Regions from separate parts of the Homo sapiens genome. Here region 1 is linked to region 2. Evidence: read pairs that join two places in POLR2A ChIA-PET (ENCODE). Cell type or tissue: A673. All regions are shown on one strand. Each heading gives the region's core, and the rest is flanking DNA. Links, peaks and the distances in the headings are about the cores only. Region 1 overlaps ZNF148 (zinc finger protein 148). Region 2 has its middle 41 kb from the start of LINC02614.

Region 1 (4,400 bases), core at 259-4,258, 570 kb after region 2:
ACTGTAAACTTTTCAGTGGCTGCTTTTTAAGAAAATGTCTGAAAAATTTAAAAAGACCACATACAATTTTTAAAACAAAACAATTAAAGTTAGTTATGATAGCTTAGGCAAAATTTTGAATGCAAACTCAACCAGAATTACTGAAACATCTTAGGGTATCTTGAACTTAACACATTTGTTCTGTTGTGTGAGGATCACTAAAGTGGTGAATTATTGTGCTGATTGTAAATCTGTTATAGCAAGACCCCCTAGTTAATTTTAGAAAAAGATAACTGGAACCTTCAGGTGAAATGTAATTGGGGAAATACAAATTGGATATTTACATGAAATATTTTCAGATTGCTTAAGCAGTGTATTGTCAGAAGAAGTATCAATGGGGTTCTTTTTTAAATTAATTTTTTAAAGAATTGGGCAACAATTCCATAAAATAGAATAAGTGTTCCCTCAATGGGGTTCTTTTATGTTTAATTTTTTTTCCTAAAAACAAAACAAAAAAAGTGAACTGAGTTTTCCAGGCTCTGAATGTCTGAGTGTGATTTGTGTGGCCGCAGGAGCAGTGAACATCTCCAAAAAGACAATATGAGCAAAGATTTCCTTAAAAATTTATATATGACATTGAAATTTAAAAAAATTTTGAAATTTAAAATTTAAATTTTATGTAAGAAATTTATTTAATAGAAAAAACTTAAAATGCATATTAGCATAAAGAAAAATGGAATCAAGAGAAACTGCTTTTAATATTTTGGTATATGGCTTTCTTATATTTTTATTAACCTTTTATTATGGAAAAACGTAAATGATGAAAAATAGAATATTATGAACTCTCATATAGCAATTAATGGCTAAGCTTATGTCATCTGTACCTCCACCTTACCCCTCTCTCCTCTCTCTTTTTTTAGTTTCTATATAGAGATGGGGTCTTGCTATGTTGCCCAGGCTGGTCTCAAACTCCTAGGCTCACGTGATCTTCCCGCTTTGGCTTCCCAAAGTGCTGGGATTACAAGCATGAACCACTGAACCTGGCCTCACATGTTAATTTTTTTTTTTTTAAACTTTATTCTGGGCTGTGCACAGTGGCTCATGCCTGTAATCCCTACACTATGGGAGACCAAGGCAGGTGAATCTCTTGAACTCAGGAGTTCAAGAACAGCCTAGGAAACATGGCGAAACTCTGTCCCTACTATATAAAAAAAGGAAAAAACCTTTATTTTGAAAAAATTATAGACTCACAGGAAGTGGCAAAATTAGTACATAGTCCTGTGTACCCTTCACCCAGACATCTTAATAAATTTCTAGTAAGACATCAAAACTAGGAAATTGACATTGGTATATTACTGTTAACCACACTACAGAATTTATATCATTTTCACTGCTTTTTAAACCTGCACTTATTTTTGTGTGTTCACAGTTCTAGCAATTTTATGCCATATATAAATTCATGTAACTACCACCAAGACCAAGATCCAGAACTATTGCCTCATCACAAAGGAAACTCCTCTTGCTATCCCTTTATGTTCCCACCCCATTCCAACACTCCTCCTTGTACCCTGGCAAACTGTTTACTATCTATAGTTTTGTTCTTTCCAGAATGACATAGTTTGTTTATGTATGTATACTTTGTATACATACATACTTTGTTTAGCCATTCACTTGTTAAAGAACTTTTAGTATGTTGCAGTATTTTGTTATTATGAATAAAGAGGTTATGGACATTTGTGTACAGCGTTTTTTGTAAACAAAAGTTTTCCTTTCTTTGAGATAAAAGCCCAAGAGTGGGATTGCTGGGTTGTATGGCAAGTACATGTTTAGTTATTTAAAAAACTTCCAAACTGCTCAAAAATCAGTTGAACATATTTGTATTGGTCTGTTTTGGGGTTCTGTATTCTCTTCCATTGATAAGTGTGTCTGCCTTCCCTCCAGTACCACGCTGTCTTGATTATTATAGCTTTATAGTGAGTCTTATCGAGTAGAGTGCCTCCTCTCACTTCATTCTTCTCTGTCAAGATTGTTTTAGCTCTTCTGGTTTTGTTGCCTTTCCATATAAATTTTAGAATAATCACATCTGTATCTACAAAAAAAATCTTGCTGGGAGTTTGATAGGAATTGAATAAACCTATAGTTGAATTTGAGAAGATCTTTTTTTTTTTTTTTTTTAAGATAGAGGTCCTTCAGTCCGTGACCACAGGATATTTCTCCGTTTACTTAGATCTTCCATGTTATTTTGAAGCAAATTCCAGCCATCATATAGTTTTCCTTAAACGGTGTTATTGAGGTATAACTTATATACCATACAATTCACCCACTTAAGCTATACAGTTCAGTTGTTTTCAGTGTACAGAGGCATACAGCCATCAGCATAATCAATTTTAGAACAGTTTCATCACCCTAAAAAGAAACTACCCATTAGCAGTCAATTTCCATTCCCTCTTCCTCCCCGTCCCTGGCAACTACTAGTCTACTTTCAGTCTCTAGGACTTTGCCTGTTCTGGACATTTCATATGAATTGAATCATAAAGTAGATGATCTTTTTTGTCTGGCTTCTTTTACTTAGTGTAATGTTACATGATGTAGCATGTGTCAGCAGTTCATTCCTTTTTATTGCTGAATAGTAATCTATTATATGGGTTTACCACTTTTTTTTGTATTCATTCATCAGTTGTTGGGTTGTTTCCACTTTGTTTTTTTTTTTTTGGCCATTGTGAATAATGCTGCTGTGAACGTCCATGTGCAAGTTTTTATGTGAACATTTGTTTTCATTTCTTTTGTGTATATGTGTATGTAAGAGTGAAAAATTGCTGAGTCATGTGGTACCTCTGTTTAACCATTTGAGTAACTTCCAGACTATGTTTCAAAGCAGCTTTACCATTTTACATTTCTATCAGCAGTATATGAGGGTTCCAGTTTCTCCATATCCTTGATAACACTTCATACTGTCTTTTTGATTATAGCTATGCTGGTGGGTGTGAAGCAGTATTTCATGGTTTGATTAGCATGTCTCTGTTGGCTAATGCTGTGGAGCATCATTTCATCTGCTTATTGGCCATTTGTATGTATTTTTTGGAGAAATGTCTTCTGATCTTTTGCCTGTTTTTTAGTTGGGTTGTCTTTTTATTGTTGGGTTTTAAGAGTTCTTTATATGTTCTGGATGTTAGACTTATCAGGTAAATGATTTGCATATATCTTCTCCAATTCTGTGGGTTGTTTTCACTTTCTTGATAGTGTCTTTTGAAGCATAACAGTTAAAATTTTCTTATTGTAATAAAAAATACATAATATGAGACCTATCCTTTTAACAAATTTCTAAGTGTGCAATACAGTATTGTTAATTATAAGCACAATGTTGTACAGCAGATCTCTAGAACGTTTTCATTTTGGATAGCTTAAACAATACCCATTGAATAGCAACTGCGCTTTTTTTTTTTTTTTTTTTTTTTTTGAGAAACAAGGTCTCACTCTGTGGCCCAGGCCGGAGTGCGGTGGCACGGTAACAGATTGCAGTCTCAACCTTCTGGGCTTAAACAAGCTTCTCGCCTCAGCCTTCTGAGTAGCTAGGACTACAGGCACCTGCCACCACGCCTGGCTAATTTTAAATTTTTAAATTATTTTTGTAGAGACTGGGTCTCATTCTGTTGCCCAGGCTGGAGTGCAGTGGTGCAATCACAGCTCACTGTAGTCTCGACCTCTTGGCTTCAAGCGATCCTCCCATCTTGGTCACTCAGAGTGCCGGGATTACAGGTGTGGGCCACCACACCCAGCCTCAACTCCTCATTTCTACCTCCCCTCATCCCCTGGCAACCATTGTTTTACTTTCTGCTCCTATGAGATTGACTACTTTATCTTAAATCCCTCATAAAAAGTGGAATCATACAGTATTTGGCCTCCTGTGACTGGCTTGTTTCACTTATAATGTTCTTAAGGTTCATCCATGTTGTCAACGTTATAGAATTTCCTTCTTTAAGGATGAATAATGTTCCATTGTGTGTGTGTATATATATATGGACTGCTGCCAGTCGGAGGCCTGTTACAGATTGGGCTGCACAGCAGGAAGTGAGTGGCAGGTGAGTGAGCATTACTGCCTGAGCTCTGCCCACTGTCAAATCAGCAGTGGCATTAGATTCTCTTACATTCTCTTAGGAGCGTGAAGCCTATTTTTAACGGCGCAGGTGAGGAATCTGTTTTACATGCTCCTTTTGAGAATCTAATGCCTGATGATCTAAGGTGGAACAGTTTCATCCTGAAACCATCCTTGACCCATTGAAAAATTGTCTTCCGTGAAACCAGTCCCTGGTGCTAAAAAGGTTGGGGACTACTGCTGTAGTTAACATGAGTGCAAATATTTCCTCAAAAATCCATGGTGGTGGCTCACGCCTGTTATCCCAGCACCTGGGGAGGCCGAGGCC
Region 2 (4,400 bases), core at 135-4,134:
TTCTGTGACCCGGGAAGCTGTGCTTGGCTCTGATTTCTTTTCCGGAGGCTCGGAAACACTTCCTCTCTTCTTCTGTTCTTCATGCCCCATGCCCCTGCTAGCGTATTACTGTTCTGTGACTTCCCTGTGACCTCTGCAGTACTCCTTATCCTGCGTTTGGTCTCCAGGTGTCACCTTTCTGCCGTGTTCCTAACATTTTGATTCCTGTCTTGAAAAAAGCACCTGCTGCATCGTAAGCCCAGGGATGTGGCAGCTGCAGCGGGCTTGGCTTTGTGAAGAACTGAGTGTGTCCGCGGATGTGGCAGCTGCAGCAGTCTTGGCTTTGTGAGGAACCAAGTGTGTCCAGGGATGTGGCAGCTGCAGCAGGCTTGGCTTTGTGAGGAACCGAGTGTGTCCACATACTTGATACACACGTTTTTATTTGCACAAAGAAAATGCTATTTTTGGAGCCAGAGTTTTCATGTCTGAGTGATGGCGATTTCCTTAAGAACCAGAACTGCTGGCAGAAAGGGAGCACCCACACGCTTAGATAGCCGATGTCTTATTAGAGGGCAGTTTGTAGTTCCTGATTTGGAAATTAACATTCTCCAAACATTCCAGTCCAGTGAAAGTTTTATCAGCTTTCCCATATGAAACCTCTTCCCTTGAGAGTGACTTGATTCTCACAATCCCATTGGAGTCGTGTGTGAGTCCTACAGTGTGAGGTTCAGCATTGCCATCTCCAAGTGCTCTTCATAGGGAAACAGTTTCTGGTCATGACGAGGTTCCACTTCCCATCTGATCCTGGCCTGGCCTGGAAACAGAGCACATGTGTTTCAGGATGGCAGTGTTTGGGGACAGGACATGAGCGTATTGTGTGGGGCTGCTAGGACAGGCCTGGCGGGGTGGGGGGGCGGTGTCCAAGTCAGTTTACTTGGTTCACAGGTTCCCAGGCCCACCCAGGTGCCTAGAATTGGCCTCCAGGATGGGACCAGAAATCTGGTTTTGCATAGAAATGGCTAGCAGCGGGCACCATGCCGCTGTCCACTCTCTACCCGCATCTGCCCCAGCACTTGGCACAGCAGGACAGAAGCAGAGATCTGAACCCACATCTACCTGGCTGCTCCGTCAACCCACTCTTCACAAAGCTTAGAAAGCGGCCAGGCACAGTGGCTCACACCTGTAATCCCAACAGTTTGGGAGGCCAAGGCGGGTGGATCACTTTAGTTCAGGAGTTCGAGACCAGCCTGGCCAACATGGTAAAACCCATCTCTACAAAAATACAAAAATTAGCTAGGCACGATGGCGGGTGCCTGTAATTCCAGCTACTTGGGAGGCTGAGGCAGGAGAATTGCCTGAACCCAGGAAGCGGAGGTTGCAGTGAGCCGAGATTGTGCCACTGCACTCGAGCCTGAGTGACAGAGTGAGACTCCATCTCAAAAAAAAAAAATCACACACAGACACACACACACACACACACACACACAGCTTAGAAGGGGCTGGTGTTCTCATAAGCACAGATGTCTGAAGAGCCGTTAGCCAGAATGATCCTTTTTTTTTTTTTTTTTTTTGAGATACGATCTTGTTTTGTCACCCAGGCTGGAGTGCAGTGGCACAGTCATTGCTCACTACAGCCTCGACTCCTGGGCTCTAGCAATCCTCCCATTTCCTGAGTAGCTGGGATGACAGGTGTGTGCCACCATGCTAGTAATTTTTTTATTTTGTAGAGATGGGGTCCTGAATTCATGGCCTCAAGTGATGCTCCTGCCTCAGCCTCTTTTATTATTTTTTTTTAGACAGAGTTTTACTCTGTTCCCCAGGCTGGAGTGCAGTGGTGCAATCTCAGCTCACTGCAATGCCTCCCAGGTGATTCTCCTGCCTCAGTCTCCCAAGTAGCTGGGATTATAGGCATGCACCACCACGCCTGGCTAATTTTTGTGTTTTTAGTAGAGATGGGGTTTCACCGTGTTGGCCAGGCTGGTCTTGAACTCTTGACCTTAAGTGATCCCCTCACCTCAGCCTCCCAAAGCCTCAGCCTCTTACAGTGTTGGGATTACAGGCATGAGACACTGTGGCCCGGGATGATTTTCAGTCACAGTTTTTTGTTACGAGTGGAAAATGCGTATTTATAAAAATGAAATAGTACAGACATGAACGTGTAGAAGTCTCTATAATCCTGCCATCCAAGGATGGCACCTGTTAACGTGTATATCAGGGATGTCCAATCTTTTGGCCTCCCTGCACCACACTGGAAGAAGAAGAATCGCCTTGGGCCACACATAAAATACACTAATGCTAGCAATAGCTGGTGAGCTAAAAGAAAAAAAAATCACAAAAAAACCTCATACTGTTTTAAGAAAGTTTACAGATTTGTGTTGGGCCGCAGGTTGGACAAGCCTGCTCTATATATATTCCAGGTTTTCCCCTATAGGTATACTTATGTGAAAATGATTATTGTGATAATTTTTTTTTGAGATGAAGTCTTGCTATGTTGCTCAAGGGGGCCACAAACTCCTGGGCTTAAGCCATCCTCCCGCCTCAGCCTCCTGAGTAGTTGGGAATATAGGTACTCATAACCATGTGTGGGTGATTATTATTATTTTTTAAACAAAAATGGGGCTGGGTGCAGTAGCTCATGCCTGTAATCCTAACACTTTGGGAGGCTGAGGCAGCAGATCGCTTGAGGTCAAGAGTTCAAGACCAGCCTGGCCAACATGGCGAAACCTCGACTCTACAAAAAATACAAAAATTAGCCAGGCGTGGTAGCACGCACCTGTAGTCCCAGCTACTCAGGAGGCTGAGATGGGAGGATAGCTTGAACCTGGGAGGTGGGAGGTTGCAGTGGGCCGAGATGGCACCACTGCACTCCAGCCTGGGCAATACAAAGCCAGACTCTGTTTCAAAAAAAAAAAAAAAAAAAAAAGGTGGGTGGGGGCTTCTACTATGTGTGCTGCTTGGCACTGTTTTTTTCACTTAAAAGATATTGCAGGTATTTTTTCACGTAAGTATCTGAAGAAAAACTTCCTTTTTTTTTTTTTTTTTTTGCCTTTTTGAGACAGGGTCTTGCTCTGTTGCCTAGGCTAGAGTGCAGTGGTGAGATCAGGGCTCACTGCAGCCTCCACCTCCTGGGCTCAAGCCATCCTCCCACCTCAGCCTCCCGAGTAGCTGGGACTACAGGTGTGCGCAACCATGCCCGGCTAGTTTCTGTATGTTTTGTGGAGATGGGGTCCCACTATATTGCCCAGGTTGGTCTTGAACTCCTGGTGTCAAGAAGTCCTCCTGCCTTAGCCTCCTAAACTGCTGGGATGACAGGCCTGAGCCCCGCGCCCGGCCAGCCTCCTGTGCGAGGTTGTGAGGGACTCTGTCATGGAACCTAGTGTGTCTTCGTGTGCTGGCTTGTTTGTTGGCTCTGTAGTTAACGGGCTGCCCCACGTGGACAGGCATTGGACCCGTGTCTGTGTGTGCAGGCAGAGGCTCCTGCGCGTGCATCTGTGCACATGGCTGCCAGGAGGGGCTGTGCTCAGGGGGAGCTGGGGCAAAGGCTGGTGGCAATGGGGGGCTTGGGTGTAGTGTGGAGGCACGAGAGCCAGGTGGCCGGGCTGCAGTCTGTGGGAGCTCGGGGGTTGCTTAGCCTCTGTGTGTCCTAGTGTCTTTGTCGGTGAGATGGGACAATGATAGCACACTCTCACAGGTGCTGGGGGCTGACAAATGTCAGGTCTGAGGACAGTGGCTGGCCCACTACGGGGTCAATTCCCCTTCTCTATAGTCACCCTGCTCGTCTTCCATCAACTGGGTGCTCAGGACAGTGGCATGGTGGATCCGCCCGTACAGCCTGTGTTCCAGCGTCCTGCAGGCCACAGCTGTGTCCAGCCCTGACCCCGACTGCCCCTCCCACCACCTCCATTTTATAGATGAGGAAACTGAGGCCCAAGGGCTTAGGGAACCCTGCTCTGAAGCACACAGTAGGGCTGCTGGGCTCAGATCCTCCCTCCCTGTGCTGAGCTGCCCTCCTCCTGCCACAAGCCCCCAGCCCCGAGCCCACCCTGCTCACCGGCCTCTGCCCTAGTTCCCCGCATGGTGTGGGAGTGTGGGGCATCCTAGCTTTTCCCCAGCCCCCAGTTCTTTCACTTCCACTGGAGTCCCGCAGGGACAGCTCGGGGACCATGCAGGCCCGGGTGGGCATGGGGGCTCACCTAGCTCGGTGGTGAACAGCTGGCATGTCTCTGGGTTGCGGACAGTAAAGGCCACATAGACCTCAGGAGCCCGCTGGTGCTCCCGGCAGGCAGCCAGCCTCAGCAGGACCCCGACCAGCAACACGATGGCTTCTGGGCAATACAGCACGTCTACGGTGAAAGTTTCAGGTTACTGAAAGGGACCAGCGGACAGTCCCAGGTCATGCTGACCTCAGCAGCAGGGCGAGC

The links. Peaks named below come from ENCODE experiments on the same cell type or tissue, not always from the same donor. Only the 100,000 strongest peaks of a DNase experiment are listed, where the experiment ranks them.
Region 1: POLR2A ChIA-PET joins it to region 2 with 5 read pairs; 2 of 35 experiments call an interaction of 5 or more read pairs at or near these places.

The regions. Positions count from the first base shown.
Region 1 is chr3:125,350,417-125,354,816 of GRCh38, reverse strand. All of the region lies in intron 1 of ZNF148 (zinc finger protein 148), which reads left to right. Among named protein-coding and RNA genes, the nearest start is that of ZNF148, 23 kb to the left of the region's middle. In A673, for the core only: no CTCF peak of the experiment used is centred there; no DNase peak of the experiment used is centred there; H3K27ac peaks cover 651 bases.
Region 2 is chr3:125,924,888-125,929,287 of GRCh38, reverse strand. It overlaps the pseudogene FAM86JP and the pseudogene ALG1L1P. Among named protein-coding and RNA genes, the nearest start is that of LINC02614, 41 kb to the right of the region's middle. In A673, for the core only: no CTCF peak of the experiment used is centred there; no DNase peak of the experiment used is centred there.